Linked DNA regions of Homo sapiens: region 1 is linked to region 2. The links are chromatin loops, found by intact Hi-C in ENCODE. Cell type or tissue: Caco-2. All regions are shown on one strand. Each heading gives the region's core, and the rest is flanking DNA. Links, peaks and the distances in the headings are about the cores only. Region 1 overlaps CACNA1D (calcium voltage-gated channel subunit alpha1 D). Region 2 overlaps CACNA1D (calcium voltage-gated channel subunit alpha1 D).

Region 1 (5,375 bases), core at 202-5,201, 180 kb after region 2:
CTGCATACACCCACTACTATGAGTCTTTTTAATAATATTCTTCTGAAATGTATTGCCTATATGATGGATCGATCATATTTGTAATTATTAACGATGATGCTATTATCCCCGTTAAATGCCTAAAAATGCAGTAACCATCTCAGTACCCAGCGTATTGAAGGAAATGCCAAATAAGTGTTTGTCAAGTAAATTACAACTACTTGTAAAAGCCAGGCTGAAAAAAGGAGACAGTGACACCTAGTAACTATGCCCAAAATCTATCCTTCCCTGTCCAGGAGCATCAGGCAGCAGCTGCACGTGCTCAGCGCCCACGGCCATAGCAGCCGTGGAGGAGGCAGGCTGGGGACCCCAGGGAAGCTGCCTCAGGCCTGTCACAAAGAAGAGTGAGTGCTGCGGTCCCTGCACCCTCTGGGAATCCCAGGTCTGCCTACAAGGTCAGAACTGAATGTTACCCACCAGCACTGTTCTATCAGGAAAACAAATCATTTTTATAAAGAAAAACTCTCCCCTGATTCTGACCACACAGAAGAAGACAGAAAAATGAGCTGCAAAGACCATCTGATAGGGAATAACATAATACAAGAGAATACAAAAATCTATCCCAAACTTTTTTGGCCAAAGTCACCCCAATCTCTTTCCCATTTGCCGAATGGCCCTCTCCTCCCACATACGCGATTTTTAAACGTAGACCCGATCTACTTCTCAAAGTATTTAAGGTGATATACAATAAACAATAAGACTATCAAAATGAAAATGGGGAGGGAATCACATAAAAAAGTTAAAAACATAAATTTTAAACCTTGGCCAATCCAGCAACTATAATCAAGCAATAAATTTAGCTCTGAGCTTCTTTGAAGCCAAGACAAAAGGGGAAACATGATGGGAAACACAGATATATTAATAACTTGGAGAGAGATATCTCAGAGGGATCATGGCTAAGACATCAAAAGAAGTTTGATCTAGCAAAGAGCCTAGGTCGAAGTGCAAAATTCTCAGTTTGTATCTCAGCATCCTCACCCACTGGCTGTGCAGTTGTGGCCAATGTTACAGGAACAAAAACCTCCTCATGACCCTAGGCATGTTCAGTCAGGGGTCCCGGAGCCTGACAGAGCACCAGCACCTCTGCTGCCAAGATGTCATGCATCAGGCTCAACGTCACACCGCTGGATAAAAGGAGAGCGGGGGCTGGAGTCTGAGGTTGCTGTGTTCTGTTAACACACTCACTGCCTCTCTATTCCTCCCAGCTAAAAAAGTGTCTACCTCATCAAACTTAAGAACAACATAAAATCCAACTAATTTAAAGGGTTTTGAAAAAACGCATCAAAAACATAAAAGCAATATACATGCAAAAGCCAACTGAACAATATAATGAAAGTCTCAAATTCTAGTCAATAGGCCACTTTTCTTAAAAATCAAGAGACATGATAAAGTTCCAGTACCACCAAAAAGTGCTTAACACTTATCTTTATCCATCTCTTCATTCTCTTCACCTGTTGTGAAGTGCCCACTTGGTACTTCTCTCCAAATTTTGCTCACGCACCTCCAGATGCAACCTCTTGGGGCCTCTGTTTACACCTCAGTGGGATAGAAAAAACATCAGCCCTATGGTGTGATTGTGACTATTGGAGACAATGCCTGGAACAAAGCCATTGCTCCATAACTGAGAATAATCATGTGGTTAAAGTCTCACCTCCAGGCAGCATCCTCTGCACTCCACATTTTCTCTCTCCCTTATTCATTTCCAGATCCCCCTGCAGGACACAGAGTAAGATACCCACTGACTTCTTGTGGTCTACTTCCTGGGTGTTGTTTCAATGGGCTTTGTTATAACAGGACTAGTCTTCTGTAAATACAACTTGGTAAATAGGATGAAACATAACTTTGCGACAATTCAGTAGAAATAGGCATACAAACCTGGGCCTGATGACACTCACCTCCCCTTGGCTATAAACATTACCCTACCTGTTAAGTCAGTAATCCTTTGGGAGAGCGCTTACTGAGTATCTATGATATGCAAAGACCAAAGACCGAGGGGATCCCTGGTGTAGAGCAAGCACACACCTGTTATTAGCTACCTGCCACCTGCTGGGCATGCAACATACATTGTCTCAAATTCTAACCACCCTGCAAGGCAAGCTTCCTTGTTCTTTTAAGAAAAAAAGTAGACCAGCAAGATTGATTTGCTCAAGATTACACAGCCTGGAATCTTGTCATGGGCATGTCTGACTCTGATAGCAATACCCTCAAAGAAACTGTCAGAGAAGACTCAATAAGAAGAAAGTTGAGATACAGAAACCAAAAGGAGAAGGTAATTCAGAAATTCAAACAGAGTGGGTGTGATGGGAAGAATTCATTAATAAGAAGGTACCTCTGTAGAAAAATCTTACCAGACAGTCTGGAAGTGAAGGAAACAGCCAATAGTCCAGGGGGGTCAATCCAGAGAAATCAAGCCCCCACCAAATCATTTAACTTTGTTTCTTTTAGCCTAAATTATCTGCTCTGACACTTTATAACCTAAATGTTCTGGTTGTTGCAAACACTTCACTTCCCATTGTGTGGTTTAAAGACATGTTTTTCCTCCTATCTCCAAATATCCAAAACCTATGTGAGAATGTCATTTTTTTTAAGTCTCTATTCTATATCACTTTTCTAAAAATCAGAGTTAGACTATAATCTGCTAACGTAAACCTTGTCTTCTCAATTACAATTCCAAACGCATTATTCTTAAGGGTATATTAAACCATACACATCCAAAAAATAGATCCTAAAGGAAAGAAACACGGGGAGCTTGATTAGTTAGTTAGGGAAGGCTTCCTGAAGGAGGCCAGACTTGATATGTCTACAAAAATGAGGAGGAGGCTGGGCACAGTGGCTCATGCCTATAATCCCAGTGGGAGGCTGAGGCAAGAGGACTGCTTGAGGCCAGGAGTTCAAGACCAGCCTAAGCAACATACTGAGACCCTCACCTCTACAAAAAAAAAAAAAAAAAATTAAAATTAGCTGGGCATGGTGGGACTCTTATAGTCCCAGCTACTCGGGAGGCTGAGGTAGGAGGATTGCTTGAGCCCAGGAGTCAAGGCTGCAGTGAGCACTGATTGTGCCACTGCACTCCAGCCTGGGCAACAGAGCAAGACCTTGTCTCAGAAAAAAAAAAAGAAAAGGAGGATGTGCACGGGTGCAGAGCAAGTGTGGGGGACATTTCATGCTGGGGAACATTTTAGGCAAATGGTCCCCAAGACCTTTTCGATAAGGATACTCCAGCGAAACAAATGAGACTGTTACAGGAGGCAGCACTGAGGCAGGGCAGGTGGCATTGGAGAACATGCACACCACCCCATGGGCACCGTGCAACACCACCCACCACCCATGGAAGTGGTGACAACAGTGGGGAGGGGAAGCCTGTCAAGCAGATGTCACCAGGTGCTTCAAGCAGTGTTGTAGGTCCCTGCTTATAGGTGCCAGGCCAACTCACCCACCTTCCTTCGACTCTTGGAAAGAAAATAGTGGAGGTCTTTCTAAATCATGTGAGACAATAACTCCCCCAGAGGTGCCATCCTCTAGATTCCAGGGGATAAAGACGAGCACAAGAAGTACTGCTGAGCACTTTGTGTGGGATGTGTGTCTAAACACGACAATCTGAAGACAGAGGTGTAGAAATTGGCAAGTTTCCTAAAGCATGACAACACACACCCAAAACTCTTCCATAATGATTCCCTTTTTCCCTGTATTTTTCCTGGATGCACCATCACTATGGGAACCAGGATGGTTACTCCCAATTCCCTGTCACCCACCGCTTATTTAATAAACGATTTCTACTTTACTGAAATTGATGCTTCGTTTTCTTCTAATTCCATTCTATACTTTACCTCTGCTCTGAGTTACACTGAATTTATAACCCTTCTTTTAAACAGAAGTCTTGCAAGAACAAACTACAGCAGTATCAGCAACCAACAATGCCACCAATACAGATTAAAAAAACATTCTTATCTGAGGCCAGGTAACCAAATTTATGCAAAATAACTCAACAGATGCTGGTCAGTACTAGCTGACCCATGAATTTAAGCTCTTACTTGGAAGAAATACAACCCAAAGAGGAGAGAAAGGAAAAAAATGAGTCTCATATTAACATACAATAAAACCTTATTAACTGATAACTCCATAAATTATGAGTGGCAATCAGATAGATAATTCATTCTCTCAGTGATAAAAGAAATTTTGCTAATAAAATATAAGTACAATTTTAGCATAAGGAATGGTATGAGTTGCTCAACCCACTTAAAGTATTTCCCAGCCTCTCTGATGCACTGCTTCATACACAACAGTTATGTATGCCATTTCACAGATACCTCATGTTACTTAGCAGAGACTCTTGGCTGATCATTAAAATAATTCTAACTCTTTACCTAACAGTCATCACTCTACACACTTAAAGAAAACTAGACTTCTGCTGCTGGTCATGACAGAGCAACTGGTACCACACTATTTCTCACATTATGAGTCCAGCACAACCCAGACACCAAAGCCAGACAGGGACATTACAAAGAAAATGTACAGACCCAATATCCCTCAAGAACATACATGTAAAAAGCCTATGCTAAAATACTAGAAAATCAAATCCCTCAATATATAAAAAGGATAATATATCAGGACCAAGTGAGGTGCGTCCTGGGAATGCAAAATTGGTTTAACATGCAAAATTCAATGGAATTTACCACAATAAAATAAAGGAGAAAAACCATATGATTATCTCAATACATGTAGAAAAGACATTTGACAAAATTCAACATCCTTTCATAATAAAAACTCTCAGGAAAATAGAAACAGAAGGAAACTTCCTCAACCAATAAAGGACACCTATGCAGAACCTCCAACTAACACTGTACTCAGTGATGAAAGAATAAACACTTTCTGAGTTCAAGAAGAAGGCAAGAATGTCTACACTCTTACCATTTCTATTCTATACCATATGGAAGGTCTTAGCCAATGTTACAAGGCAAGAAAAATACATACATACATATATACATAAATAAGTATTAGAATGGAAGAAACAAAACTATCTTTATTCACAAAATAATTGTGTTCATAGAAAATTCTAAAGAATCTTCAAAAACTACTGGAAGTAATAAGTAAATGTGACAAGGCGGCATGTACAAGGCAACATATACAAAAATCAAGCATGTTTCCATATACTAGTAATAAACAACTAGAAGATTCTTTTTAAAATTCTATGTGCAATAAAATCAAAAATAATATAAAAATTAGGGATAAATAAAATACATGTAAGACCTCTATACTAATAACATTGCTGAGAAAAATTAGAGAAGATCTAAAGAGATACATCACACTCAGTGATTAGAAGACTCAATGTTCTTAAG
Region 2 (5,375 bases), core at 286-5,285:
GCTGATGAGGTCAAAAATGATGGAAGAAATGTCAGGAAAGCCTGGTGCTTATCATCAGGTGACAATGGGACAAGTGCCTCTTTTCCCCTATGCTTGGCTACCAGATCTGTAAGATGAGTTGTAGGACAGTATCATCTCTAAGATCCATTTACCTCTGACCTGCTATAACTGCAGGAAGGCAGAAACGCCCACATGCTGGCTGGTTTTACTACCAACAACCAGGGGGTTTCCCTTGCATTCCCCCAGCTCTGCAAGGAGGGGAGGGCACAAGAAGTGAGCCCCTGCCCACCACCCTCAGGAGGGAAGCCAGGGGTCCAGCCAGCAGCCTGCACTGGAGAACTGAGTCCAAGTGCTCTGCATGTAGAATGTCCCAGAGAATGGGGTGCAGCACAGGAAGCAGTAGCTCCCCAGAGGCCTCAGGGCGTCACAGGAGAGCCTCAGTCCTCCAGTCAAGGCACCCCGAAGGGAAGGCTTGCCACACATCAAACTGAGCCCAGAGCCCTCCAGCCTCGTCTAGAACCTGTCCCATTAGTAGCCTCATTCACAGATGTCTTTGGCCTCAGAGCCTCACTCCTCTGTTCTCCACAGGACAGACTTTTTTGCACACTCAGGAATTTATTTTAGCATTTCCTTCCACCTCCAAGCAGCCTAAAGCTTCTCATTCTTTTCAAAGGTAAGGGTAGGGGGTGAGGCTGGACAACTGAGCAGTGGCTGAGTTGTGGCTGCCTTCCTAGGGGACAGGGTACCTGACACCTAGACCTCATGTTTTCATCTTATTTTCATGACAAACATGAGCAGTACCATGACGTACAGGCCTGCCAAATCCAGAAGAAGCCCACACACCCCCTAAAGGCACATGCACATGCTAGTAGAGACACATTAGGCCACCACAGAGTAACAGCCTCTTGCTGCTGTAAAGAAGCCAGGCTCTTCTTGGAGAATGGAGGTCAAGGCCAGACCAAGGTTTCCATGTCTCAAGCAAGAATTATGCCCAGACAATAACTATCTCCGCGTGTTCAGGGACAGGGGCAGCCCAGCATCCATATGAGGGCTCGTGCCCCACCTGGTGCCAGCAGGGTCGGAGTCCTTCCTGAGTCCCCAGGTATTTCAGTCAATAAAAAGCCATTCCCACTCAAAATAAAGTTCCTTAAATGTGTCAGCCTGCTTCCTCTCCCTGCAGATCTCAGAAAGACAATGGAGAAGGCACAAGAATCCTTAAAGAATCACAAGGCCCAAGCCTGCATTCAGCAAGGCAGAACCAAGGAGGGGTGTTTTCTTTTCTGGGGACAGAAATCATTTATCTCCTTTTGGTAACCTCTCCAGAGCTATATTCCTATGTCAGTCTTTAAAGATGTTTTTTCTTATGTCCATGACACTATTTCCTGCTTAGCTGAAGGCCATTCTTCTTGCAGACACCTTCAGGTGCTGCATCAAGCCCAGCCTCCTGTTCATAAACCTTCCGTGAATGCTACAGATAAAAAAGGCAGCCCCAACTCTGCCCCTAACTCACTGTCCCACCTCAGGCAAGTTCCACCTCCTCTTCTCCCTCCTTTGGGGTCCACAACGTGCTGAATGACAAGGGCTTATATCTGATAATCTCTTAATTCCTTTTCACTTTTAGGCCTTCTGATGAGACCTAGACTCTAATATAACCCTCTTCAGATATCCACGGGTTGTTCCCATCTGCGTCCCATAACCTCTCAGCTCAGCATTCCCATGGGGCCAGAGGCCACTTCAAAGAAAAGAGTACAGTGTGTCCCCTCTGTTCCCTTAGTTGTTGGCTTCACGTCCCTGCTGTCTGAATCTCCTTAAACAGACTTTCCCCAGAGTCAGGTGACCAGGGCCGATCCTGGTGGCAGAACTGGGTCGACTGTGCTGGTGTGCATAGGCAAAGCTTTGTGCTGCTGTCGAACCACTGCCATGACTTGGGCAGAGCAAGGCAGGGAGCCAGCTGCTCACCTAACTGTCTGCCTGGGGATGGGCCTGACAGCTACTCCAGGGATTCTGAGGAAGGGTATGTTTAGCATCATTTTAGGACATATCTGGAAATATAACTTTCCCACACGAGCCCATTCTCACTTTCAAAGGCAAGTGCCCCCAAATCTTTGCATCCCTGAAGTCTATTTTTATTTATTTTGATTTTTTAAGAGACAGAGATCGCACTCTGTTACCCAGGCTGGAGTGTAATGGCGCAATATCGCTGACTGCAGCCTCGAACTCCTGGGCTTATGCAATCCTCTTGCCTCAGCCTCCCAAGTAGCTGGGGACTATAGGCATGCACCACCACACCTGATTTTTTTGTTTGCTTCTTTGTTTACAATTTTTGGTAGACACAGGGTCTCACTTTGTTGCCCAGGCTAGTCTCAAACTCCTGGCTTCAAGTGATCCTCCTGCCTCGGCTTCCTAAAGTGCTGGAATTACAGGTGTGAGCCACTGCATCCAGCTAATTTCATTCTTAAAGCTGCCACTACTAGCTTTGGCATAGTCCTGGGCAAAGTAGCCAGAGACTAAAAGACAGAGAAGCAATTTGAAACATGTAGCCTGGAGAAAAAAAAATCAATCAAATAACATTATTGGAATTTCTAAACGGTTTAAATTTAAAAAAATCATTTGGGGAAAAGTATTTTAAAAGTCTGCCTTCCAGTCTAAGAATATTCATGCCGAATCAAGTACATTTTTTGAGTTGGTTCAGCTGCTTCTTTATAAGGTACAGTTCAAACAAAAAGAAAACTGCAATGCTATCTTGGTAAGGGCACATTATTTTGGAAAAAGACAAGAAGAAAGAAATCAAGCAATTAAAATATAGGCATCTTCTGAACACACCACACGGCACATGCACTTCACACAATGCCTATGTGCAAGGAAAAGGTATCAGAGATGTTGCGGAAAAAGAAAGCTCAGTCTCAGCAATTTACCATGATCTTTAGCCCTGCGTTGCCGAAAGCAGCAAAACTTCTTTTTCTTCTTATCCTCTTTAAGCAAGTCGGCCACTGTGACCCCTTCAGGTTGAACACAGGCAATTTCATTATGAAGCAGCAGAGGGCAGCAACAGCAGCCAAACCAGGGCCCCACGCGGCCAGCCCTGCCAGCCAGGTTGCCTCACGCAATGGACGCCCGCCTGCCCCAGACCCCTCCTGCTAGGAATCCAGCTCAGCATCAGAACAGCGGAGAGGAAGTGCCCTTTCCACAGCTATTACACAAACACCTGTCTTTAAGAACCTGTTCTAAATCAACAACCAGCTAACCCATGCTAGATAAAGGTTTCCAGGGTTTGGCTTCCCATCTAAGTAGGGTATTAAGGAAAAGGCACTTTAGGGGGAGTCAGGAGCCCTGTACAGACTGGATATGTGATTCCAAACAGCACTACCATATGGGACAGGACAGGTGGGAGTTCAAAAGGTGGGCTCTGGACTCTGACAGGCCAGGTCTAACCCCAGCCCTGTCACTTCCATGTCAGAAGACTGTGGACAGGTTACCTGATACTGTGAAGCCTTAGTTTCCTCCACACCTGTAAGATGTCAATAATAATTGGACCTGTACTGCGTAAGGTTGTTGTAAGAGGTGAACAGTGGAGACAGTAATAAAAGCAATGTGCCCAGCTTTGGCAAGGCACAATCAACCACCACTACTGTCATCACTACGACTCTCCCATGACCACCAGGTCACGAGAGAAATGACTCTAGGATCTTTAACCCCTTGCAGCCCCATGATTCCATGATCACTCTAAGCCAGCTAGTCTTTAGAGTACGGACCCTGTGCTCTAGGGGAGGGTTGTGCGAAGCAGTGTGAGACAGCAGCAGGAATGCTGGAGTAAGCAAGGGCATGGGCAGCACAGACACCTGCACACTATGGGTAGGCAGAATACTCACGTTCCTAAAATGTGCATCCTTTCTGACACAGCAGACCCTTTTCTTGTATCCTCTCCCACAAAACCATGAACACGAGCACGCAGACACAGGGGCATGTGTTTGCAGGGGTTAATGATAGTTAGCCTGCAGACTGTGGCAGAGCTTGGGTTCAAATCCCAGCTTTGCCACGTAAGTCACATGGCCTTGGGAAGCTACTGAACTGCTTTGTGCTTTAGTTTCCCCATCTGTCAAGTTCCTGTCTCACAGAGTTGTGTGAAGAAGAATGAATGTATTCACCCACAGCCTTTGGAACAGTGTCTCACACACAGAAAGCACCTGACAAATGCTAGTTATTATTACTCTATGTTCTTTCATTCAAGAAGGAAGTAATGGCATGCTCATGTATGGGACAAGCACTGTGCTGGGTGCAGCCACACAACAGAGGGCAGAAACAGACCCTATTCCTGCTGCACCCATGGAGCTGATGGTCTCATGGTGGAGAGACCTCTATAAAGTAGAGGTCCACGTGCTGTAGAGTGCATAGTCCATTGTAGCAGTTTTTATAATGGCAATTTATTGAAAAGAGCCAACATTTTGCTTTAAAAACATGGGAAATATCTGTGGTACATGGTTCAGTGAAAAATACCTGTGTTGGGCATCTTAGGGTGGAAGCTATATGCATGCGGTCTGTGTCATGTATTATGTGCAGTGAGGTGGGGAAGTAGAGGCCCCAAACTTCTAAGTCTGCCTCTCTTTAAGGAGAAGGAAGAGAGAATTTTTTTCTTACTTTATATACTTTGAAATTACATGAATTTTTTATGTAGGCAAATATTACTTCCATAATTAAAATGTATTAAAAACAAATAAAACAACCCTGATTTGAGACTGCAAACTTGGCTGGAGTACCCACTCCTTGTCTCCACAGTGGGGCAACAGTCCCTGAGTCCAGCTCCCATCAGCTCTTAGGAGGCTGAAGGTGATGGCAGACATGCAGGCACTTTTAGAAATTACCACTGCTTTCTATCACCCCTGTGGAGAGAGTCTGCCTGTCCAGACAACTACTCCCAGTGCCACCCCAATGGAGACAGTGTCCAGCCACTGACCCTAGGGCCAGCCCCTGAGTCAGCCCTCCCACTTCCCAGTGAAAGCACTTCCAGCTGCCTCTCCAGTGAGGGCTCTTGACCTGGACGCATATTTACCGTATGCCACTCTAACTGCTGCTGTTTGCTTTACAGCTTTTACTTGAGTATCTTCCATTTTGAACTTGTGCCTTGAGGTAGTTCAATGGTGATGAAAGCAGTTTTGTAAATCAAAATTTCAAAACACAGTCTTTCAAAACAGGACCAGCAAATTGCTATGCCTTATGCTTGCAACCAGCTATAACGTCCTGGTTTTCTGTCCACCCCCAAAGCAAACATTGCAGTAAGAGGCAACTAGGTAGCACATGCAAAAGAGAGGCAGCTAGGGCAACCTGCTCCACCAAGCCCCAGGGTGGCAGAGTCCCCGGGCAGGCAGGGGCAGTGCCCA

The links. Peaks named below come from ENCODE experiments on the same cell type or tissue, not always from the same donor. Only the 100,000 strongest peaks of a DNase experiment are listed, where the experiment ranks them.
Region 1: it touches region 2 in a loop (14-fold over the local background); 4 of 110 quality-filtered maps call a loop at or near these places.

What each region holds. Positions count from the first base shown.
Region 1 is chr3:53,528,634-53,534,008 of GRCh38, reverse strand. All of the region lies in intron 3 of CACNA1D (calcium voltage-gated channel subunit alpha1 D), which reads right to left. Among named protein-coding and RNA genes, the nearest start is that of CACNA1D, 37 kb to the right of the region's middle. RefSeq lists an enhancer at 1,783-2,284. In Caco-2, for the core only: CTCF peaks have their summits at 1,867 and 2,117 (motif pointing left); a DNase peak (open chromatin) is centred at 2,068.
Region 2 is chr3:53,708,019-53,713,393 of GRCh38, reverse strand. All of the region lies in intron 9 of CACNA1D (calcium voltage-gated channel subunit alpha1 D), which reads right to left. Among named protein-coding and RNA genes, the nearest start is that of CHDH, 140 kb to the left of the region's middle. In Caco-2, for the core only: a CTCF peak has its summit at 3,030 (motif pointing right); a DNase peak (open chromatin) is centred at 3,073.